2 separate regions of the Mus musculus genome follow, and region 1 is linked to region 2. A link is a contact called in ENCODE Hi-C data. All regions are on one chromosome and are shown on one strand. The core of a region is the stretch at or near the end of the contact, and the rest is flanking DNA. Distances in the headings are between cores, read along the strand shown.

Evidence for each region. A loop is a pair of places that touch in the nucleus more often than their neighbours do.
Region 1: a loop to region 2 is called in a map of T-helper 2 cell, with 4 times the contacts of the local background. The contact joins the promoter of Donson here to the promoter of Synj1 in region 2. A Hi-C loop is called at or near these places in 3 of 37 maps with a recorded cell type or tissue (T-helper 17 cell, T-helper 2 cell and left cerebral cortex).

Annotation. Positions count from the first base shown.
Region 1 is chr16:91,687,352-91,693,560 of GRCm38, forward strand. It overlaps Donson (downstream neighbor of SON), which reads right to left and starts at 1,377. Exons shown (of 10, transcript NM_021720.1): 1 at 1,056-1,377; 2 at 444-524. The coding sequence starts at 1,361. It overlaps Cryzl1 (crystallin, zeta (quinone reductase)-like 1), which reads right to left. Exons shown (of 13, transcript NM_133679.2): 11 at 5,248-5,353; 12 at 3,353-3,398; 13 at 1,971-2,564. The coding sequence ends at 2,465. It overlaps Gm10785 (predicted gene 10785), which reads left to right and starts at 1,547. Exons shown (of 6, transcript NR_040389.1): 1 at 1,547-1,929.
Region 2 is chr16:91,008,968-91,014,337 of GRCm38, forward strand. Synj1 (synaptojanin 1) reads right to left here and starts at 2,341. Exons shown (of 32, transcript NM_001164483.1): 1 at 2,126-2,341; 2 at 1,057-1,202. The coding sequence starts at 2,223. 4930404I05Rik (RIKEN cDNA 4930404I05 gene) reads left to right here and starts at 2,282. Exons shown (of 3, transcript NR_028368.1): 1 at 2,282-2,352. It overlaps Paxbp1 (PAX3 and PAX7 binding protein 1), which reads right to left. Exons shown (of 18, transcript NM_026110.2): 18 at 5,070-5,370.

The DNA of each region.
Region 1 (6,209 bases), core at 127-2,626, 680 kb after region 2:
CCAGGCTGGCCTCAACTGTCTCTGCATCTGAGGATGCTATCAAAGGCCTGGCAATCCCTCCTTCACTCCAGTGAGACAGCTCTAAGTGTACAGCATCATGTCCCATGTAATTCATGGAATTCCTGGGGATCCAGCCCTGAGGTCTTTGAACATTAGGCAAGCATTTTACAAACTGAGGTTCAGTCCCAGACTTTGAATTCATTCCTGGAACTCATTTTTTCAAGAGAAAAGCTTTTGAGAAGTATGTTTATTAGAATATACATTATATTCAGCCCTTTGAAAGTATTTCCTAGAGTGAGCCATTGAGATGGCTCAGAAGGTAGAGGCACTTGCTTCTGGCCTGCCTGACAACCTGAGTCCAATCCTTCTACTCACACAGTGGAGGGACTGGCCTCTACACACACAATTGTGGCACAAACTAGAAATGTAATTTTTAAAAGTACCTGGGACAGTTCCGTGCCAGTTCTTTCATGAGATGATGTGTCCTCCCACAGCAAGTTATTTTCTTCATTAGAATCTAGAAGCTGAGGTTAAGAAAAGAGTGGTCCTTTTAAAACCTAAGCGATGAGGGAATGTGAACTATGTAAGGGCTCACCTGGCACACCAGGTTCTCAGGAGAGTGAGTGGGAGCTCACATCCATACAGTACCATGTTTCATTGCAGATTTGTGCCTGAACTTATCTAAACGGGAGGAAAGGCCAGACTTTGACGCATTTAATAACTGATACAAAAATCTTAGACCAAAAGTTCCAAAAAAGCTTTATGAGTAAAACCAACATTTGTAAATTCTGACCCGATTTATCTTCAACAGTCCACAGTAATTTCAAGTGCCTGAGAAAAAGGTCTTGAAAGGATGGTGAGAAGGCAGATTCTGTGGCTTTCCATCACAGTTCGGAGGACTATTCGAGCCACCTTCCTGGGTATCCATCCCTAAGTCCTTCTTACAGGAGAGGGCAGCCACCCCCTCCCCCGCCCCAGCTCAGGACATCAGCCTGCGGCGGCTGTTCGCGCCCATTCCCACCCCTGACGCCCGGCTGCGGGACGCGGAGACTCACCGGGCCCGACGCCCCCTGAGGACCGCGGAGCGGCTCTTCGCTGGCCTCGTCCGAGACTCGCGGCCGGTTGTCCAGGCGAGCGAAAGGGTTCCTGCGGGCGATGGTCGCGGCGGCGCCTCCTCTGCCGCCGGCGGTCGGGAAGGGGCGCAAGGGCAGCCCAGCCGCCAGCGCGGCGCGGCGGGGCGCGGGCTCCGGCAGTGAGGCGGGCACGGCGGCACCATGGTCCCGAGACCTTTTCCGGCGGAGCCGCACGGTCTCAGGCGGCCTCTTGAAGCTAGGCGAGTAGCCGGGCACCGAGACAGCCATTGCGCAGCACCGAGGCAGCTCCGCAGCCCTGCCGGGGCTTCCCGCGCGCCCCGGCCCCGCCCAGACCCCGCGCTGCTCACGGACTGGAGGCTCCTGAGGCCCCGCCCCGCCACGGGCCCGCCCCGACGGAGCATGCGTGCCAGGCCGTGCCGCCCCGCCCAACAGATTTCCCGGTGGCCGCTTCCGGCCGGGCGCGCGCAGCTCGCGGCTCTCCTGCTGCGAGGTCGGCGTCGCTGAGAACGCGACGGCGGCGCGCGGCACCCGGTAGGGCTCGGAAAAGGGATTAACAGTACCAACTCGGCAGCGGGCGTAGTGTCAGCCCCGGGTACGGAGCATGAATGCACAGCAAACAACACATTGATTGGTGGTGATGGGCAGTTACTTCTCTCCGTGAGAAGCCGCAATATCATTCTGAGAGAGACGGTGATGGGCCGAGCTCAACACAGTACCCACGAGGGGGAAATGTCCGCCAGCTTCAGGCTAGCCGCAGGCCAACTCTTCCACCCTTGTCCCCAGTGCCCGACCACCGCAGCCCTCTATGCAAATGCCGTCACTACTACAGGACCAGGTACTATGATTCCGTATGATCTCGGAGAAATTCAGAGTGAATGAATATTTAAAAACATTTTAAATGCCAGTGGATTAGATACTTTGAAGTCGGAAAGTACAAATGCTAAAATAATGGCATCAACGGTTTGTTAAGGAAGGTGTTGAGAATGAAGTTGATAACAAAATCAAATGACGTTTGGTATAGCAAAAGCATGTGACAGATGTATTTGCTAGAATAGTGTAGCTTTTGCTGAAAGCAGTTTTCTTAATGGAAAGAATTTTATAGCAGAGGCAAAGTGTACAGATACAATAACTAAAAGAAGCTTTTGGAATGTCCCCTTCAGATGGTAAAAAAATTATCTGGATTGTTTGCACATTAATTTTGGAAGTATTTTTCAAATATGTCAAATAACCAAACATCTTACTGTGGCAGGAAAACAGGCTTAAAAATATAAAATCTTGCTTTATCGTCCTTGGTTTTTCTCAACAATTTCCAAAGAAAACTGGCTTCCCCCACTGGTGTGGGTGCATCCGACTGAGATCAGGGAAGAGAATTAAAATTGAACGACTTGCTTTTTTCTTTCTTGATTTTTCTGAACAACTTCCATGGAAACCTTTGCCTCATACAGTGGGATGGGCTCATCGAGCAGAGGCCTGAGGAGGGAAATGATTCGAGATGTCAGGCACAGGCACAGAGGAGCACAGCACGCAGGATGCAGTAGACCACACATTTGCTTATTTTCCTTTATCTAACACAAGCAGCTCGAGCCTTTAATCCCAGCACTGGCGAGGCAGAGGCAGGTGAACCTCTGCAAGTTGCTGGTCAGCCAGCCTGAGCTAGATAGCTATCTTAAAAAGAAAAATCCAAACAGAAATTACAAATGCATTCATTAATATTTCTGTGGCTTAAAGAAGTAGTAATTTCCCCCCTTTTCTTTCTTTTTTAAAACTGGGTTTGTCTTGTTAGCTAGCCCAGTATGGCCTCAGACTCATGACTCTTAGCCTTCCAAGTGCCTTGAATACAGCTGTGTGCCACAACACTGGGCTAAAAGTGTTTAGGTTTTGAAAGAAAAAATATACTACTCAGTCCCTTTATCTAATTCTTACTTTATAATTGATATAAAATCCCAATTTAAACAACCTTGTCAAGCTCTGAATTATTTCAAATTCTTTGGCTAGAGGGGAAGGAGAAAGGAGAGACACACAACAGAATGGGGGTAGGGGTGTGGGGGAGAAAAAGCACAAGATCCTCTCTCTGTGGCAATCCTCACAGGTGCACAAGCAGACACATTTTGAGAAACATGAAAGAACAGCTATTTGTCTACAGTGAATTAAAAAAAATATATACAAGTACTAGATATACCATAAAATTGGAATGAATACAAACTCTTTATGTCTTTGAGAATTGAAAAATGATGATTTAGTTTTTTGTTTTAGCATACCTGAAAACACCAGCTGATAACTTCTCCATCACATCTTTTAAGATACGTAAATGGAAGGATTGTTAAGGTTCAACTTAGCAGAGAGGGGTAAAGAAACCATTCAAGATGCTGGGCAGGACTCCTTTTTCTTTATATATAGCTTTGCACTTTCAAATTCAAAGTGGCACCACAGCTACTAAAACTGTCAGTCACTGCTAGAGCAACGGGATGATTAGCAGTATCTGAGGTGTGACAGGAACACAAGCGCTGGAAGGCGAGTGGTAAGGACAGCCAGCCAGCCAGCCAGCCAGTCAGCACGGAGCTGGTCAGGGGTGCCATGGTCTTCTTCACTTAAGCATTATGCACGCGGTATAGTCAGCATTTCAGCTCTCACAGGGAGTTAACATTCATCAGTTGATCCGGTTGGTAACAGGTTCAACTTGTTTCCATAAATTCTTTTATTTGTTTCAAAAATGAGAAAAAAAAACAAGTTAATATGCATCTATTTGTGGCAGTTTTAATGAAAAATGTCCCCCACCGGTTCCTGAGTCTGAAGAATCAGCCCCGGTTGGTGTTAGAGAAGTTATGGAGCCTTTAGAAGGTGCATCCTTGTTGGAGGAAGCGCTTCACCGGGGCAGGCTTTGATGGTCTATGGCCTGGCCTCATCCCTGCTTACTGCTCGCTCTCTCTCCCTCTCTCTCACCTATCTTGATGACAAGGCTTCCCAGCCATTATGGAACTGTAGGCCCAACTGAACCCTTCCATAAACTGCTTTTGGTCATGGTGCTTGCCGTAGCAACAAAAATGTAACTAACATACTATGTTACTAGCAATCAATAGTATATCCATATTAAGAAAAATAACAATAAATAAGAAGATCTGGAGAGGGGCTGGAGAAATGGCTCAGCAGTTAAGAGCACTGACTGGCCGGGTGGTGGTGGCACACCCCTTTAATCCCAGCACTCAGGAGGCAGAGGCAGGCGGATTTCTGAGTTCGAGGCCAGCCTGGTCTACAGAGTGAGTTCCAGGACAGCCAGGGCTATACAGAGAAACCCTGTCTCGAAATACCAAAAAAAAAAAAAAAAAAAAAAAAAAAAAAAAGAGAGAGAGAGAGAGAGCACTGACTGTTCTTCCAGGGTCCTGAGTTCAAATCCCAACAACCACCTGGTGGCTCAAACCCATCTGTAATGAGATCTGATGCCCTCTTCTGATGTGTCTGAAGACAGCTACAGTGTACTTACATATAATAAATAAATAAATCTTAAAAAAAGAAAAAAAGAAGGTCTGGAGAGAGGCTCATTGGTAAGATCACTTGCTGTATTTGTAAAGGACCCAGGTTTGGTTCCCAGTTCTCAAGTGAGCCATAAGTGTCTGTAACTCTAGTTTCAGGGGACCTGACACCCTCTTTTGGTCTCCTTGGACACTAGGTACACAGACATACACATAAATAAATAAATAAACTTCTAAAAAAAGTTCCATTATGATACTTATAAAATTAAACTGTAAGCATTTAGGAATATTTTATGCAGTGGCACCATCATAAAAGTTAAGTATGCTACCAATTTAGGTATCAGGTAATGCCAGGTTAAAAGCAAAAGAAAAATTTCCACTTGTCTCATTCTTTATCTCCCATTCAGAAGGGGTTAGACCCTGTGGTGTGATTATGACTCTGTCTCTTGCTCCCTGCACCACTGGGCACCCAACAGTAGCCTCTCACCTGTGAAATGGAGCTACATTACTCAGGCATCATAGACTTAATGTTTAAATGAATACAAGATACATGTCACACTGTCAGACAGACTCAAGGAAAGTTCACAGCTAATTATCATTTCTTATTGTTACATTGAAAGAATTTATGAGTACAAGGCAATTCAAAGCTAGCAATTCAAATTCAAGTCAGTACAAAAAAAGGATATAAAGATATTTTCCCTGTTGTGCATTTGACAAATTCCAAACTTCATCATTAAGGAAAGCCACCGTTGCTCCCTTGAGGAAAAGGCAGTGGCTATCTGGAGGATCCAACTTTATAGAAGAGACAAAGACAAAGCAACCACTATTAAGTTGAACAGCACAAAGATGCTCAGACTACAAAGTCTTTAGTACAAATTAAACATTGTAGGAAGCATAGCACTTGCTACAAGCTTAAACAGCCAGTAGTTACCTGCCATTAGTTAACTCTTAGGTTTCCTTCTCTATGCTGTGATGAAGTAGATAGAACAGGGCAGTTGCAGGGCCGATCTGGCATCTGGGGGAGATGGGGTAATGTGTTTGATAGCTTCTCTGTGTGCCTTCTGCCCACTACTGTCAGGCACCTTTGTCTGGACTGGTATATTATTATAGTACTTATATATTAGCTATGATATAAACATTCAATTAGAATTCTGTTGAAAAATATTTCCTTGGGAGGTAATTCATCTATATAGACATACAGGAATATCAATTTGGGTTATAAAATTATGATAGTATTATTTATAATTATTTCATTACAGTTATAAGGTTACTGGAAAGAAAATTTTTAGGGTCTGGGAGATGACTCAAGCTACCAATGTAGTTGTTGCATAGACACAAGGACCCAAGGTCGGACGCTAGCACCCAGTAAAAGGCCAGGTGCAGCAACACACCTGTCATCCCAGATGTAAAAGGCCAGGTGCAGCAACACACCTGTCATCCCAGATGTAAAAGGTCAGGTGCAGCAGCACACCTGTCATCCCAGATGTAAAAGGCCAGGTGCAGCAGCACACCTGTCATCCCAGATGTAAAAGGCCAGGTGCAGCAGCATACCTGTCATCCCAGATGTAAAAGGCCAGGTGCAGCAGCACACCTGTCATCCCAGATGTAAAATGCCAGGTGCAGAGGCACACCTGTCATCCCAGATGTA
Region 2 (5,370 bases), core at 1,091-3,590:
AGACTGTTAAAGTAATAATGATAATTAATAATAATAATAATAATAATAATAATAATAATAAAAGAACAAGTAGTTACCATTAGAAAATCTGTTTAAAACAAATACTTGAGACAATCCCAAACTGGGGTTGTCTGCCCCAGTCTTGTATTAAGAATGAAGCATGGGGTACATTCGATGTCTCAGCAGGTAAAAAGCTTTTGCCACCAAGCCTGAAGACCTGAGTTCAATCCCTGGGGCCTATATAGTAGGAGGAGCTCCCAGAAGCTGTCCTGATCTCCACTTGTCCCCTACCTACACACAAATAAATGACTAAATTAAAAAAAAAAAAATGAACGAAACACAATGTGAATTAGTCCTTTTATTTTCATCTATCTGCCACAAATTTACCCAAACATCATTTTGTGTGGTACAATAAGTAATCCTTTTAAAATAAAGGTCATTTTTCAATAATATGAAATCAAGCACATATGTCACATGAAATATTTTAGGAGCTGTCTGCAATTCTTATTAAAGATATAAAAGCTTAGGCTGGAGAAGCGGATGGTCAGCACTTGCCTAGAGTGACTGAAGCCCTGAATCTGACCCACCAATACCACACATGAGCACAAGGGACACCTGAATAAATAAATAAACAAATAAGGGTTTGATGTATGATGCACAGATCATACCATTCCTATTAAATCTGACTAACAAAATTCTGGGTATAACAGGAGATGCAAGCTGTCTTATTGGGTTAATGTGATAAAGACAAAATTGCAACACCATTTTACAAAAAGATAAACTTCTAGAAGCAGAACAGATGGAAAACAAACTCCCAGCAGCAAAATCTGCACCGCCCTGCACCACCATCACCCCAATAAAAACCCTAAGCTATCTCAGTTTACAGAAAATAAGGCTTCATTCAAATTAAGCCAAAGCACAAACCCGTACGCTAAAGCTCAGAAGATCAAATTCAGGGAGAAGGTTCTCAAGAACCTTTTTTTTATAAACTGTTGAACTCGCGAGTTACAACCAAAACAGAGATCAGAATCGGGCAGGTGAAAACACGTGACTTACAGAGCACAGCCACAGCCCCAGACTCGAACATGAGACATTCTTCCTTATGCCTAGTTTCCACTATGAGGCTGAACGGTGGGGGATCCAATTTGTGGTAGATTCGAAATCCTTTGCTGAACGCCATTCTCCTTTCTTCAGAGGCAGCCCTGTGGAAACCAAGTCAATGCACCTGAGGTTTCCTTCTGCTGCAAGGACTGCTAGGCGTCCTCCTGAGGTCCCTCACTGACAAGTTTGATGGGGGTTGGGGGTAGAGAAAAAGAGAGCTCAGGGGTGAACGGTTTATTCCAAAAGATAAGGCGTCACCTTTTTTTTTTTTTTTCTTAACCAAAAGGCAAAAGGAAACGCGTCCAGTTCTCAAGATACGGCAGGACAAGGCAGGGGTTTTTAGCACCGTCGGTCCTGATTTGGATAAGGTGGATTTCCCATTTAATTTATGTTTCCCCAAAGGGAAAATCTGTAGCGTATTTTCAGTTGGGGTTGTTTATCGGCTTCCTGCTTCACGATCTGTCACTACGGGAAGGGAACTGATGGGGAAACTTCAAGCCGATCCCTAGGCGGAATGGGCAAGGGGATGGGAGGGAAGGTTAATCAGGCTGATTCAAAGCTCCTGAGGGGGCCGGAGAGGGACGGGATTATCACACCGCGGACTCTCCAGGGCGGCGGCGAAGGGCAGGGAAAGCCACACAGGTGACTGCCGCCTCCTGCCCAGTCACGAAGCTCACCGTGACGAATGGATCCCACCGCCACTCAACGAGATCCCGGGGAGCCGGGGGGAACTGAGGCACCGGGCGCTTCAGCGCCTCCATTACGCACCGCCAGAGATACCCGGGAGCCTGTGCCGACGGGGTCCTTTCCCGCCCGCTGGGTGACAGCCGCTGTCACGGCAAGCCACCCGCAGCCCCGGGGTCTCCACACAACCCGCCGCCCTCGGCCCTCGGCCGCCTCTCACCGCTTGCGACCCGGCTGCGACGGCCGCCACCGCTCAGGAAGCGTCCACCCGGCCGGCCGGCTGCCCCTGGGTAGAGCCCGGGCCGCTCCCCGCCCCCCGCCCTCCCGCCCGCTGCCTCACCTCTTCCTCCGGCTCCTCCTCCTCCTTCTCCCGCAGCCTCCGCCGCTACAGCCGCCCGAAGCGTCACTTCCGCTCCAGCAGGTCCAGCTCTTCCGCATTGCGCCGCTGCCCAGGCGGAAGGCCCGCCCCTTAGGGTGAAAGGGCGGAGCCGTTTCCGCCCACGCGGGACCGTGCTGCCGAGCAGGGCGCTTACTGGTCACCGGGTTCCTGCGGCCGCCGCGTCCTGGGTCCGTGAAGCGAGCCTCCGTCGCCCCGGGAGTGGGAAGGTGGCACGGCCAGGGGAGCCGGCAGAGGGAGGGTCCGTCCTCCTCGCGTGGAGCCCTGTAGCTCTGCCCTCCCCGCGGGCGACAGGGAGGGACTTCAGGAAAGAGCTGGGGGAGCCCGTGTTGATTCGTGCTCGAGTCGGGCATCAGGACCACCCCCTGCCGCCTCCGCAGACCTGATGGGCGATGGGCGAGTGCGAGGCGGGGGACGGTGTGCACCCCGCGCCGGCTGGGTGGCGCTCGAAGAGCTGTCCATGGTGTCTGTCGTCAGGGAGGCAGCAGGAGGCTGTTCCCTGGCTGTTTCAGTGTGTTCTCCGAGCTCCAGGGGCGATGGAAGAGTGCTCAACCGAATGCAGTGGAGAGTGGGGGAAGCCAGCAACCAGAAACTCCAGGCAGTCAAACAAAACATGGCTGTCACTGTCGATTTGCCAGCCGTGGAATTTTATAACTAAGGGCATCACACTGTTTCAAACTATCTTTTTAAACGAGACATTATGTCTAAAACTTGTGTCCAGCAGAATTATTCTGCCTATACTTCAGAGACAAAAATGGGAGGACATTGTAGTCCCTGGGGCTTTAGAGAGGAATTGAGAATCCAAGGAGCACGGCAATCATGTTCCATTTGCCTTTGCTTTCCCCTAGCCTCTTCCCCTTTTTACTTTCTTCCCAAAAGCACAATTTAAATATGACGTATTGCATAAAAACATTTCCTCTAACATGCTGTCATGTGACTCAACGCTTCTCTATTTTAGAGAAGACAAATCCACCCTAGTTTTAAAATATTAAAAGCAAACTAAACACAAGAGAAGCCACCTCCAGCCAAGGAGATACACACTTGGATTCAGTTCTTAGATCTTTTCACTTAGTCTCCTAAGAACAACTTTTACTTTTTTGTTGTGGTTACAGTAACCACAAGCTTATAATAACAATTGCTTGCTGTGAATTGTGGTTAGCCATTTTTCCCTCCCAAGAAGTGTCCATTTCAGGTGGGGACAGTCCTTTAAATAAAACAGGGATGTTTGAGAGTGGGATTTTTCTTAAGTGTGATGACTGTATATGACATGCACCGACAAAAACGGGTTCAGGAGAGCTGGCCACTGAATTGTAGTACTTTGGAGGTAGCTTTTGTTTTTTGAGACAAAGTAGCACAGAGCCCAGGCTAGTGTGCCAACCATACCTGGTTTACGTGGTGACAGACTGAACCCAAAGCTTCATGCGTACCAGGCAGGCATTCTACAAGCTGGGGGGCATCCCCAGCCCTAGGGATGAACCTTTTTATGACAACTGAAATTACCCCAAGTGGAGCTGTAATCAAACTTGCTTACCCCATCATTCTTTTCACACCAAGAATCCCTGTGAAACTACACCAAAAACTCTTTGTCAAGGTGGAAATCATGGCACTAAGCGCTTTCTAAAGCCAGCCTTCTGCCTATTCTTGGTATCCTGAACTAAGAAAGCGGAGGTCCAAGCTTCTGTTATAATGTCTTTCTTCAAATTAAGCTAAAGCAGCAGTGGTAGGTCTTAGCTTTCCCAAGTCCTTTCAAAATACATTTTTAATTATAAAATAAACCCAAGATTTGAAAAGCATACTAGTGACCTTTGAACATTCCTTATTGTCCCTTTTCTATTTATTATTGTTACAACATATCCAAGTAGCTGCACGTTTTAGCAAACCAGTGTCTATAGTAGACTAACTCAAAATATATAGGCACAGTCTAAAGCTTTGCAAAGAAGCCAATTGTGCTGACTGGAACTGAGCAATGGTGAGGCTGTCAGAATGCTCATACCCTGATTCTTGTCGCTAGCAAACGACAGATGACTGGGTGACCCGAGTCTAAAAAAGTTTTGGATATCTGGTAGACTGTTGTGGTTATACAAGAGACCGAGACGAAATCACAGGTACCGTTTGTTACAAAGGAGGCAGAGGGGAATCAGGTCCCCATGTAGGGGCATGAAGACAAATGGTAGAATGGAGAATTATGACAAACCCAGGTGCACCAGAAACCACTAGAATCTATACGTTGAGCTGAGAACCTTTATAAGATACATGATTCCAGTGACAGTTATTTCCAGTTTTTGGCCTTAAGCACTCAAGAGAGTAGCTGTTCTAAGACACTCAGCTAGTAAATACCAGTGTTATGGCAGCTGAGAATTCCATATTTAGTGCTCTTTACTCATTCAGGAGTGACAACCTCGTCGAGACATAACGAGCACTTTCTATATGCAGTTCTGGTCTCCATTCACCTTGCATCAGACTCCTAGGACAGTGTCCAAGCCTGTTCCTAAGTGTTAGCATAGGCAGTTGGAGCTTATCCAAACAATTACTAAAGCTGGATATAGGAAGAGTGGTTTTATACTGATGGGCTTGGAAACAGTTTAAGGCCCAAATACATATTTGTGTTTGTTTTAATTCATGAGAATGAGTGCTCTGAAATTTAATTTCCCTTAGGAGCCAAGAAAGATTAATAACAACAACAATGACAAAAAAAAAAAAACCAAAAAACAAAAAACACAACCCTCATCCTTAATGAATATGTGGAGATAAGTCATAATACCTCCAGAACTGATGGAGAAAGGAGAGCACAACACTGTCCAAGTGCACACTGGCCTGTTAACAGCCTCACCATATGAACCACTGTATGTATGCTCTGAACTTAGTCACCAGCAAGATACAACAAAAGGCGTGTTTAAAAATTAATTTAATGCTTGGCTAAAGCTTAATTACATATATATTTTTCAAACGATAGTCCTGAATTTCTGAAAAGTTACTCTTCTGAAAATCACAGAATCAGAAAGCATCAACCTTAAAACAAGTTTCTCTGAGTATTTACAGTGTGGTAGAAACATTACAGAATACCATGGATAGTAAATTGCCTGGGTGTGTCTGATCAGCAAGGCATGTTCTTTATTGCATATATAACTCACATATGTGGGATTCAAAACAGGATAGACTAAAGAAATGCATATCTATAGCTGGGCAGG